2 separate regions of the Homo sapiens genome follow, and region 2 is linked to region 1. A link is an interaction called in ENCODE POLR2A ChIA-PET data of the cell type or tissue named here. Cell type or tissue: OCI-LY7. All regions are shown on one strand. Links, peaks and the distances in the headings refer to the core of each region. The heading gives the core; the rest is flanking DNA.

Region 1 (6,502 bases), core at 1,503-6,502:
GCCCAGGCTGGCCTCGTCATCGGTGCCCTGAAGTCTGCGTACCTTCTGGAAAGCAAAGGAATCTTTCTACCCTACCCACGTGGCCTGCGACAGCTCACTAATAACTGAGCTTGCTTTGCTTCACACACCTGGCTTTTGCTGATGACATCATCGCCTCTGAGATCATCCGGGAGGGAATGGCCTCCCTGCTCTGGGCTGATCTGAGCCTCAGTAGAGATATTTTTACAATGACTGCTTTGCCCAGAGACATTCTACAGAGATCCTTGTTTATCTCTAGGCACTCGTCTACCTTGTGCTTCAGTCCACCTCAGGGATTGTTTGACTCCTTCCTAGGTGCATTCTGGCTTTATCTCCAGAGTTTGGGAGGAGAAACTGCTTTCTACAAAGGGCCTAGATCTGACAGTCATAGGGCAGAAGATGAGACCATTAGGACTGTGACTCTCAGCCTTTTAATTCCGGATTAAAAAAAAAATCCTTTACAATGATTTACAAGATGATTCTCCTAAGTAGTATGAGTTACCCTAGGGCAGGGCTTCTGACCTCAACACTATAGGCAATTTGGGCTGGATAATTCTTAGTTGTGAGGGCTGGCCTGTGTATTGTGGGTCCAGCAGTGTCTCTGGTCTCTATGCACTAGATACCAGTAGCACCCCTGAGAAGTGCTTGTATATTGCCAAATGTCCCCTGGAGGAGTGACAAAGTCACCCACAGGGAAGAAGCCCTGCGCTAGTACATTATAAAAATATGTTCAATCTAACTTTTTTGAACTATGTCTAATTTCAAAGTAAATGATCTGTTCCATCAATTTTGATTCAAAAAATTGAAACAAACCTCCAGGATGGTTTGGATGTTACATCCAACTGCAATCCACACATTCATTTCTCAGTTTAATCTCTCTCTTCCTTTAGCCATCCCTTCACTGTACAGGTGCTTTTAAAACCTGTGATGGCCTATAGTAGGAAGATTATAAGTATTATTTTCTTTTCTCTCTTCATTTCGCCTTTCCTTCCTCTACCAATTCCTCAGATTACAATAGATTTTCTAACCTGGTGGTAATTTTGTAATTCTTGCTTTGAGGTTTTGAGTTCATTGTATTTTCATGAATCCTGAGGATTGACTTAGACTTTTTCTCCTTTTTTTCATAGACCTCGCTAATGTCAAATTGACTTGAAAACATGATTTATTCACTTTATTTCAGAGTCCTGCTCAAAGGTAAGTGCAGATTATAAAACAGTATGTTCAGGCCAGGCGCAGTGGCTCATGCCTGCAATCCCAGCACTTTGGGAGGCCAAGGCGGTTGGATCACCTGACGTCAGGAGTTCAAGAGCAGCCTGGCCAACATGGAGAAACCCTGTCTCTACTAGCAATACAGAAATTAGCTGGGCGCAGTGGCTTTTACCTGTAATCCCAGCTACTTGGGAGGTTGAGGCAGGAGAATCGCTTGAACCTTGGAGTCGGAGGTTGCAGTGAGCCGAAATCGCACCCCTGCACTCCAGCCTGGGTGACAGAGTGAGACGCTGAAAAAAAAAAACAAAAAACTACCCAGTATGTTCAGTGTGATCCCATTTTTCCCTACACTGCCCACTGCCCCCAACAAATCCACATGTATAGAGAAACACTCAGGAGAATATGTTCCACACTCAAATCCATACCCTACATGGAACTCTTAGTGAACCTGTTTCTTCTTTTTGTTCCTTTATAGCTTTTTAATTTTTCCTACAATAAGCATCTATTGCTTGTGGAATTGAAAAAGAAAAAAAATGCTTGAAAAAATTATTCTCAAGCTCCCTGTGAAATCAGTGCAAGATTCAGCACGTACCCCCTGGTGTTGTTAATGGTAACAAGAGTTGTATTGGAAATGACACTTATTTTTGGAAGACACAGGGACAACTGAGTCACCCATAGTATTTTAGGGGAAAGAATGAAACAAGAAACCCCAAATGAACAGGTGAAGATTTACTAGGCAGATTTCTGTCTTGTACTGAACGTTTTTTGGGTCAAGATTATATGCATGTGCATGAGCTCAGATGGAACTGTCCTGACCTGTGGAGGGGCTGAATTTAGCAGTGAGCTCAGGCTCAGGTCACTTAGAGTCATCCAGCAGAAAATGGCTGGTGTATCTTGGGGCTTTGTATGCTTAAGAGCTGTCCGGCAAGCACGCAGCATTCCTAGAGCACGCTGGGCTCGCCTGTCTCCCATTGATTCAACTCACAGACAGGCTTGTGCTCAGTCAAAACATGTCAGTCATTGAAAGTATATTCTCACTGGTTAGTGTCCTTTTAGAAACCAAACTCAGCTTTCTTCAGGGAAACAATTTGTGCTGATGGGTACACCTCTTTCTCTTCATCCTGTGCACAGTAAGATGCTGCTATGAGGGGGTGTCTGTTCATGTCAGCCCTGCTTGTGAGAATGGTGGAGAGGGAAGGAGGTGGATGGGTGCAGCTGCTCAACCCTGAGTGCACAGCTTCATCCACAATGTGTTTAGCACCAAGCTTACATGGTTTGGAAGAAAGATGACAGGCTTGGGAGATAGACACGTGAGATTCTCAATCCGATTTCAATCAAATATTATGTATAATACCTTACATGTCTGGATAAGTTATTTAACTTCCCAGAGCCTCAGCTCCCTCATCTCTAAAATGGGCACAAAGCAGACTTCCTGTCAGATTTCTTGTGAGCATAAAGATAAGGAACGCATGTGAGGAACAGCCTGGTGTACAGCAGGTGTTCGCTATTTCTTTCCCTCGGGTCAGTTTCCAGTTTCCAGGTGTGTTGCTACCAATCGGCACAGGCAAGCGTTCACAAACGTTTCCTCTAAAGAAACAGAGAGTAAATGCTCTAGGTTTTGTGAGCTAGGAGGCAAAATTAAGGATATTATGTACGTTCTTTCTTACATAATAAAGAGAAAACACATTTCCACCAATTGTTACTGATTTAGGAATATAATAATACAAATAGAGCACAGTTTTTTTTCTAACATAGATCTACTAATGAAAAGAAAAGAACCCTTTTCTGGGGAGATAGCGTTTTACTTAACTGAGGTTCAAAGTTAGAGTTCCCTCTTATCAAGGGGATTGCCAGTGTTCATCTGTACAAACCATTCTTAATTTGCAGGCCATGCAGGAGCAGGCCGTGAGCTGAATTTTGTCCACAGGCCACAGTTTGGAAATCTCTGCTATGGACAGCTTATTAATAGCACCAATCTCTGCTTGTATTCTAACTGTAATCATTAATGGTGAGTAAATAATCTGAAATCATAAGTGATGAATGAACTGTTAGAGAGCTACCATCTGCAGAGGGGGATGAAATAATTAATTAAATAAACAGGCACTGGAAGCTGACAGGATACTTAGTCTTATTTGATCAAATAATTGTGTGTGGCTTTTTTTTTTTTTTTTTTTTTTTTGAGACAGGGTCTCTCTCTGTTGCCCAGGCTGGAGTGCAATGACGTGATCTCAGCTCACTGCAACCTCTGCTTCCTGGGTTCAAGCGATTCTCCTGCCTCGGCCTCCTGAGTATCTGGCATTACAGGCGCGCGCCACCATGCCCAGCTAATTTTCGTATTTTTAGTAGAGACCAGGTTTCACCATATTAGTTAGGCTGGCCTCGAACTCCCCACCTCAGGTGATCTGCCCGCCTCGGCCTCCCAAAGTGCTGGGATTACAGGCATAAGCCACTGCACCCGGCCGTGATCAGATAATTCTTTAAATAATATCTTTCTTTGTGGCTAAAATCTGGAAAACAGCAGGAAGAAATGATCAGGCCACACAAACCAACCACCTACTATGAGAGATCAGGCAGTGGATGATTGTGAAAAGTTACTCAAATAGGTTATTTCTGCATCGAATCAAGTAAGAAAAGGACTTGCTTGTCTTTAGTGATGATGCAGCTAAAGGAGGGATGAAGATCTGGCATGTAAGTATCAGAGGGTCCCTTCCTTCCGCCCTTCCACCCACCTGGATGGACAGGTCAGATGGATCTAGTTATATGACCCTTACACACTCAGATGAAAACAAGACCAAAAGACTATTATGGGGTATATTCTTCACCCAAAGGGATTACATTTTAGCAGAATGCTAATATAGAGTGGGAATTATCCTATGGCATAGAAGGCACCAGAGTGGGTGTTAAGGGGAAGCAACGTGACAAGACATCTTTGATAACCGAGTTGGCAAAAGAGGAATGTCCGTATTTCTGAATATTTAAGAGATAGATATGGAAAAGGGTCAAAACACATAGAGCAAGAAGGGACTAAGGTATATGAGAAAAGATCCAAGCAGGCAAGCTGGCTCTTTCCCATTTGTGTGGCAGAAAGCGGGGACCCCACCGCCACCCATCATTTGAAATTCACTGAAAGCCTGTGGACATTTGCAGAAGCTGCCGAGCCAATGGTGCTGAAGCTGCTTAGGGCAAAGATTTTAAAATTTCAGAGTGTTGAACTGGGAAAGTGCTTACAACTCCTTGTAACTAACCCCTCCTTGGAAAACTAGCTGTTTTGAGGCAGAAATATTTTACAATGTATTGTTTTAACTGAAGGGCAATTTTTAGCCAAAGAACGTTTAGCAAATGAGCTTTGGTGGTGGGTTTAAAAATATTTCTTCTCTGAGCTGATGCTGACACAGCTTTTCTCCATGTTTGTGTTAAAAGAACACACAACAAAATGCATTTTCTCTTAGTTTAACAAGTTGGAATAAAATACACAATTTTTATAAAGATAAATGTCAAGAAGAAAAACTGAAGTATACTTCCAAGCAAAATTTATTAGATGTCTATTCAAGAAAAACACAATGACCTTTGCTTGTAAGAATTCAAAGTCAATTACCTGGAAGCCAGGTATGAATAGTTTTTTCTTTTAAAATCAGATACAGAGAGTAGAAACAGTAATTTTTCTTAAATATGACAGGCAACAGATATTGAAGTCTTTTCTCATAAATGGCATCAAAGAGAATTATTCATTTATCAGCAAAGCTGCATGCAGTTGACTTAATTTCAAACCTGAAGCCTTTAAAATATGAAGCTGGTTATGAACTTGACAGAAATCAAGGTAGGCTACTCAACGATGTTTCTTTACCTTCTTCCTAATGAAATTCCCTTGTCATCAGTCAGTAGATATGTACATTTCATTTGGCTTCTACGATCTTTTAACTTCATAGATTTTTGCATAAATGCTATCTGACAGAATCACACTATCTAGGGGTGCTTGTGATCTGTGAGATAAGGAGAGGCTAGTCTGCTGAAAGTGTTGTCGCAGGATAAAGACCAAATTAGGAAACGCCCCTGTTTTCTCAACAACTAGTCTGTACAAAAAAAGAGCAAACATATGTACAAAATTCTAGAGGCTACGTACATTGTGAAAAGATCAATATCACTGTCCATGAAAGAGATGCCATAAAAAGTTTTATCTGTAAGGTGCTCAAGATCCAAAGATGAACAGTTCTTATGCAAAGTCATAAGAAATACAAAGCTAGTTTTCGGAGCAGGTGTAATTCAGGCACTGTGAACCATATTAAACCTTCCAGGTCCCAATATCATTTTTTAAATTTCTGCTTCAGGGCAGAAAATAAAACCTGAATGATTTAACATTGCTTCTAAAAAGTGCCTAATTTATTCCTAGGAAATATTTTACACACACCAGGAAAATCAGGCTCAACATATTCCTGTCCTCAAATGTAGCCAGGATTCTGAGTTCCATAGAAGAAAAATAATTATTATAGTAAAAATAATTGTAGTAATCCTAATCCTTGCTAAAACCAACTTTAATACTTGTGATGCTTCTGTACTCTATTTCTATAAAATAATGTGTGAGATTCTATTACATTTCCATAAAATGTACAACATATCATATGGATTATATGTTCTCATACAATCTCAAATGTGTATGTGTACACACAGTGAAATCTTACCTACTAGTATTGCTTACAGATACTTTCAGGTGTCTGTTAGAATAATTCTTTGCACCTCTCACTAACACTGCTTTTACTTACATTTTTTCAGATAAATAAAACACTAAGAGCTCATTGTTCATGATGCTGATCATTACATTTTAATATAAAATAGCGATGCAACTTTACAACACAATAGTTTTCCCCTGTAGCCTAGCTCAGCCTCTTGTATTGTCATGATTATTACCGAAGGCTTTTATTTACTTACTGTTTGCACTTCTAAAAAATGCAAACAAATTGCAGAAAAAGACTCCTATTTGAAAACTCACATTCAATCAGCAAAATCACACTCATCCAAATTAACTCGCCTCCTCTTGCTTTAAAGGTTGTAATCACTGTGCATATTACAACATGTATGTGCAGGCAAACAATAGCTAAAGTACAGTTACAGTTGTCATATTGTGTAAACCAAGACACTAGGCAAACTTGTGAAAAGAATACACACTGCCAAGCGAAGAATATGAAAATGCAAACCACAGCATTCCCCAATAAACAATTTTCTGGTCGTCTTGGGGGAGAACATCGCCTGGGGGGAGATGTTGAAATGGAGCCACGAGGCT
Region 2 (5,000 bases), core at 1-5,000, 580 kb after region 1:
AAACAATGATATTCGGGTCTGTTTGCAATGTGATTATTTCATGAAGTTTAACAGAATTACCACATGGCACTGCTCTGAGATGTGAAGCTGTTTTCTACATTTTGGGAGATTAAAAAAATGCTTTCCCCTAATATTTCGAGCTAGTTTGAAAATTATAAATGTTCTCCTTTCTTTCCACCAAAGTGATAAAAGAACCAATGAGTATACATTGGGCTTACTCAGCATTTATTGGTTGTAGTTGAGGCGTTTTGAGGAGATACAGAGGTGAATCCTAGTGATACAAAAGCCGTGACACAGGGTCAGGTGCAATACATTCTGTGAGGGTCGCGCAAAAAAAAACAAAAACAAAAAAAACCTTGTAGAAGAATCAAAGAGAGAGTGATTTGTTCTGATTACAGGAGGGGGATTGGTCTTTTACATTGAAGGTAAAATTTGAGCAGGAATGAGCAAGGCTCTTGTGGGAGAGAACTCTGGGTGGGCCATTTCAGGCCAAGCAAAGGCGTGGATGAGTAAAAGATGGGGCCTGTTTGGGGACTGTGACTGGGCTGAGTTTAGGGGATAAGAAACTGGCAACTGCAGCATAGTGGCAAGAACAGGGGATTAGGAATCGAGAGGCCTGAGAGGAGTATTCTTCTGGATATGTTGTTTAGCTTTTCTGAACTTTAGTGTCCTTAGCTTATAATGAGATTATTATCTTGTCCAAGGGATTATTGTGAGGATAAAATCATAGAAATACCCAAGAGCTCCTACTACAGGGTCCAGCACATACTGAGCGCGTAATAAATTTTTCTTGAATTGCATTTTTATTGAGAGATGTGGTCGCAGGTGAGGCTGGAAAGGATACACTTGTTCACGCGAGGCCTGTAGTGGTGCCAAGGAGGTTGTTTCCACTGCCCACCTTGTGGGGGGAGCAGAGAACACGGGTAAGGCAGGAGTCCTAGTCCTGAGCTACACAGAATTTATAGTATAGTTGGAGGGAGCCCAGCCATGTCAAACAACACACACACACACACACCACACACAGACACACACCACACCACTCATACACACACCAAACACACCACACACACACACTGCACACATCCCCCCACACACCCCCCACACAAACACACACCCCACACAAACACACCACATACCATACACCACGCACACACCACACACCAAACACATACCACATACACACTACACACACCACGCACACACACCACACACCAAACACATACCACATACACACACTACACGCACACACACCACACACCAAACACATACCACATACACACACTACACACACACCACTCACCACACACACCACTCACCACACACACCACTCACACACACACTGCACACACCCGACACAAACACACCACACACCAAACACACACCCCACACAAACACACCACACACCAAACACACACCACACACAAACACACCACACACACAGAAAATACATACCACATACACACACACCACTCACACACACACTGCACACACCCCCCACATAAACACACCACACACCAAACATATATCCCACACAAACACACCACACACCATACACCACACACACACCACACACTATACAAACACATACCAAATACACACATACACACACACTACACACCACACGCACACCCCACACATGCACACATACCACACACACCACATATCATACACACACCACACACATACACCACATGCATACACAACCCACAACACACCACACATGTACACACCCCACACCTACACACCCCACACATACACACACACCTTCACACATACCACACACACTACCACACACCACACACACACCTCACCACACCCCACACACACCACACCACACCACACACACACCACATCACACCACACCACACACACACACACACACACATCTCCCCACATGGGAGACAGTCTAGCTGATAGCAGAGTGAAACTTGCGTATATAGACTACTAGTTCTGGGCTTGATGTCTGCATTTAATACTCCGTGATTGTAAATCAGTCCCTGTTTCTCAAAACCTCAATTTCCTGATTTATGAGGTAGGAAGCTGTGAGAATTAAAGGAGATAAAACATTTTGTGTAGTGTCTGGTGTAGAGTGGACGTTCAATAAGTGTTACCTTTTGTTATAATCAGATGCTAATTATATATTAATAGTCTATATAATCCTTTGTAATTAGATTTTTGTGTAATTTTTTAATTAGATGTAATGTTTTGTAATTATATATATTTTATAATGAGATGTGTTTTGGATCATAAGTCCTCTGGGAGTCAGAAGAAAAATATACTTTTCACAGAGTAGGGTAAGATATGAACCAAGCCCTAAATGACAGGTGTGATTCGTTAACATGAGAAAGGAAGGGAGGCTCTTCAAAGCAAAAGCAAAACTGCACCTGGCGTGGGAGCTTCTAAACCCGCGATCTTTGTGAGACTGAAGGGACACAGGCCTGAACAGAACCTGTGCTTCGGGGAGCAGTGGGGAGAACAGAGCGTCTCAGAGGCTTGTTTCACTCTCTAGTGTAAGTCTTCTGTGCCTTTTCTGTTCTAAAGAAACTTTTGGAATTGCTACCTGCTTATTGTATTTTTTTGGTCTCTTTAAACTGCTCTGACAAGTTCAATACAACATTTCCCACTTAAAAAAAATAGGCAGTATGAATATCACACAAAGAGCAGTGGATGAGCCTTTAAATATCAGGCAAAATAAACAGACCAGAAAAATATGGACATTCTAGAAGCTGAGGCATTTTTTAAATAGCTGTTTTGTTTTTATAATTACTTTGTTTGGATAAATGTTAAAAAAAAATAAGTGGACAGCAAAGTTAACAGAATAAAAATAGAGCCTGCTTTGAAATACTCAAGGTGTTCTAGTTCTAATTATGAAAGCTCTTAAGTTATTCCTCTACATATGATTGTGGTTGCCACATGTGCTCATGAACTAGAACAGAATTCCAGTCCCAGAAATCCTGTTCTCCTACATCTAAATATGGTTATTTGAAAAAATTTTTAATTTACTTTAAGTTCTGGGATACATGTGCAGAATGTGCAGGTTTGTTACACAGGTATACATGTGCCATGGTGGTTTGCTGCACCTGTCAGCCTGTCATCTAGGTAAATATTATTTTAAATCCTAGTTGGTCATATTGTGGGACTGAAGAGGGAGTTAAGAATTACTTAGCCCTTAGCTCACGCTTTCTGTCATCTCATTTAATTCTCTCAATAGCTCTGTGAAGTAGGTATGATTTTTCCCCAACATAAAGATGGGGCCATTAAAGCTCCAAGAACAAAGTAAGCTTTCCAGAATTACAAATCAGGAAGCAGTTAGAGCTGGGGTTCAGACTGATGCTTTCGAGGGTCCAGGCCATCTCACCGCTTCTGGGAAGAGAACCCAGGCAAGTGTGGAGAGGAGGAGAGGAGAGGTCCCAGGCAAGCAGGACAATGAGGAGCCATGATGCCCGGCCTGTGCTTCTCCCAGTTCTCTCTCTGCCTTCCTCACCCTGGAGTTACCAGAGGCTGATACACGTTGACCACACCAGTGCTCCCTTGCCCTCCAACCTCCGGGATCTCAGAGCATGGGGGGAGACTGAAGCACGGCTCTGCTTCCCTGCAGCCTCCCTGCCAGGTCACCCTGGGCTGGTGGCGTTCCTACCCCGTGCAGCTACCCTCTCCGGGTGCAGGAACCTCTCTCTCACTTCTGGCCACTTTGGGCCAGGTGTGCTCAATGTCCCCACTGTTAGGAGCCTTGGGGAATTAACCAATTCGTTGTTAATGTCTCAGCCCACATCTTTATAAAATATATCCCCTTTATTAGTTTTTCCTCCAGTTAGCTGGTGAGTGTGCCGGGTGTTTCCTGCTGATTTCGGACAAGCATCAGTCATTGGAACGGCACTGGGCATTTGTAATTCTTTTTTTTTTTTTTTTTTTTTTTACTGTTCTCAGATTCATCACTTCTCCAGCAGTTTTTATAGTGACATGAATGGTGTCATGACAATTCAAGCAAAACCGCTTCAGCGGAGACCTGCCTATTTTGCTGACAGAACGCAGTACGTATCAGAATCAGTAGTAGTTACCCAGCCTCTTCCCTGTGCTGCAAACACTGGAGCACTGAAGACTGCAGGGGACATGAGATCACGAAGGTCCCATTTAATCCCGTGCTTCAGATGTGCCTGAGCACGTCTGGAAGAGCAGAAACAGACCCTTTAGTACCAACCACAAAACAGTTACTATCGTGTATTTGGTAGGGAGAGATGGGGAAAGGGGAATGTAGTCCTGAAATTCTTAATCTTGTGGGCTTGACTGTTTGATTACTGACAGGGAAAACCTTAGCCCTCTGCCTGTGGATGATTCTTCATTGAAACAGAAACAGAAATGATGGGTCTTTTCATTCATTCAACCCGTGCTTAGGAGTATGTTCTAGGTGCCAGACTGTTCTAGGCAGTGCTCAACTAAGCACAGACAGGTGCGTTCCCTGTTATCACAGCACTCGCAGCTGAGTAGCTCACAGGATTTCCTTCCCAGGAATGAGAAGGAGGACAAAGCATCGGGTGGAGGGGCAGGTGCTCTCTCCTCCGCACCGCACAGACTGGGACGGGCCTCAGACACTCATGGATTATCACCTTCTGCAAAGAAAACACCAGTGCCCTGGAGGCTGCCTTCTCTTGCTTCAGATTCACAGAGACTAAAAACTCCCAACATCTATAGTGACGAAGTTCTTCGGGGAACAAAACTGTGAGTCTCATTTCTTTCATAGTAAACTAAAGGCCACGGAGGACCTAGATGCTTCTCAGTTAGGGTTTATGGATCATCCTGGACAAAGCATCCCTACCTAGTTTTACATAGATGCTTTTCTAATGAGTTCATTGAGCATTTAACATTCCGCTTGCTCCAGTGGTCTACTTAGCTGTATCCTAGGACACAAGGTCAGGCAATGTCCCTGTCACACAGGCGGAATGAGCCTCTGATGCTGGGGGACCTTGGGTGGATTTCAGTGGCCTCATCTGTGAAACAAATAA

The links. ChIA-PET counts read pairs that join two places held together with the same protein. Peaks named below come from ENCODE experiments on the same cell type or tissue, not always from the same donor. Only the 100,000 strongest peaks of a DNase experiment are listed, where the experiment ranks them.
Region 2: POLR2A ChIA-PET joins it to region 1 with 7 read pairs; 2 of 35 experiments call an interaction of 5 or more read pairs at or near these places.

Annotation. Positions count from the first base shown.
Region 1 is chr4:185,580,783-185,587,284 of GRCh38, forward strand. SORBS2 (sorbin and SH3 domain containing 2) reads right to left here. Exons shown (of 27, transcript NM_001395207.1): 27 at 4,741-6,502. Among named protein-coding and RNA genes, the nearest start is that of SORBS2-AS1, 3.9 kb to the right of the region's middle. RefSeq lists an enhancer at 6,240-6,502. In OCI-LY7, for the core only: no CTCF peak of the experiment used is centred there; no DNase peak of the experiment used is centred there; H3K4me3 peaks cover 550 bases; H3K27ac peaks cover 682 bases.
Region 2 is chr4:186,158,918-186,163,917 of GRCh38, forward strand. It overlaps FAM149A (family with sequence similarity 149 member A), which reads left to right. Exons shown (of 14, transcript NM_001395294.1): 9 at 3,928-4,031; 10 at 4,507-4,716. Among named protein-coding and RNA genes, the nearest start is that of FLJ38576, 30 kb to the right of the region's middle. RefSeq lists an enhancer at 1-65. In OCI-LY7, for the core only: no CTCF peak of the experiment used is centred there; a DNase peak (open chromatin) is centred at 2,394.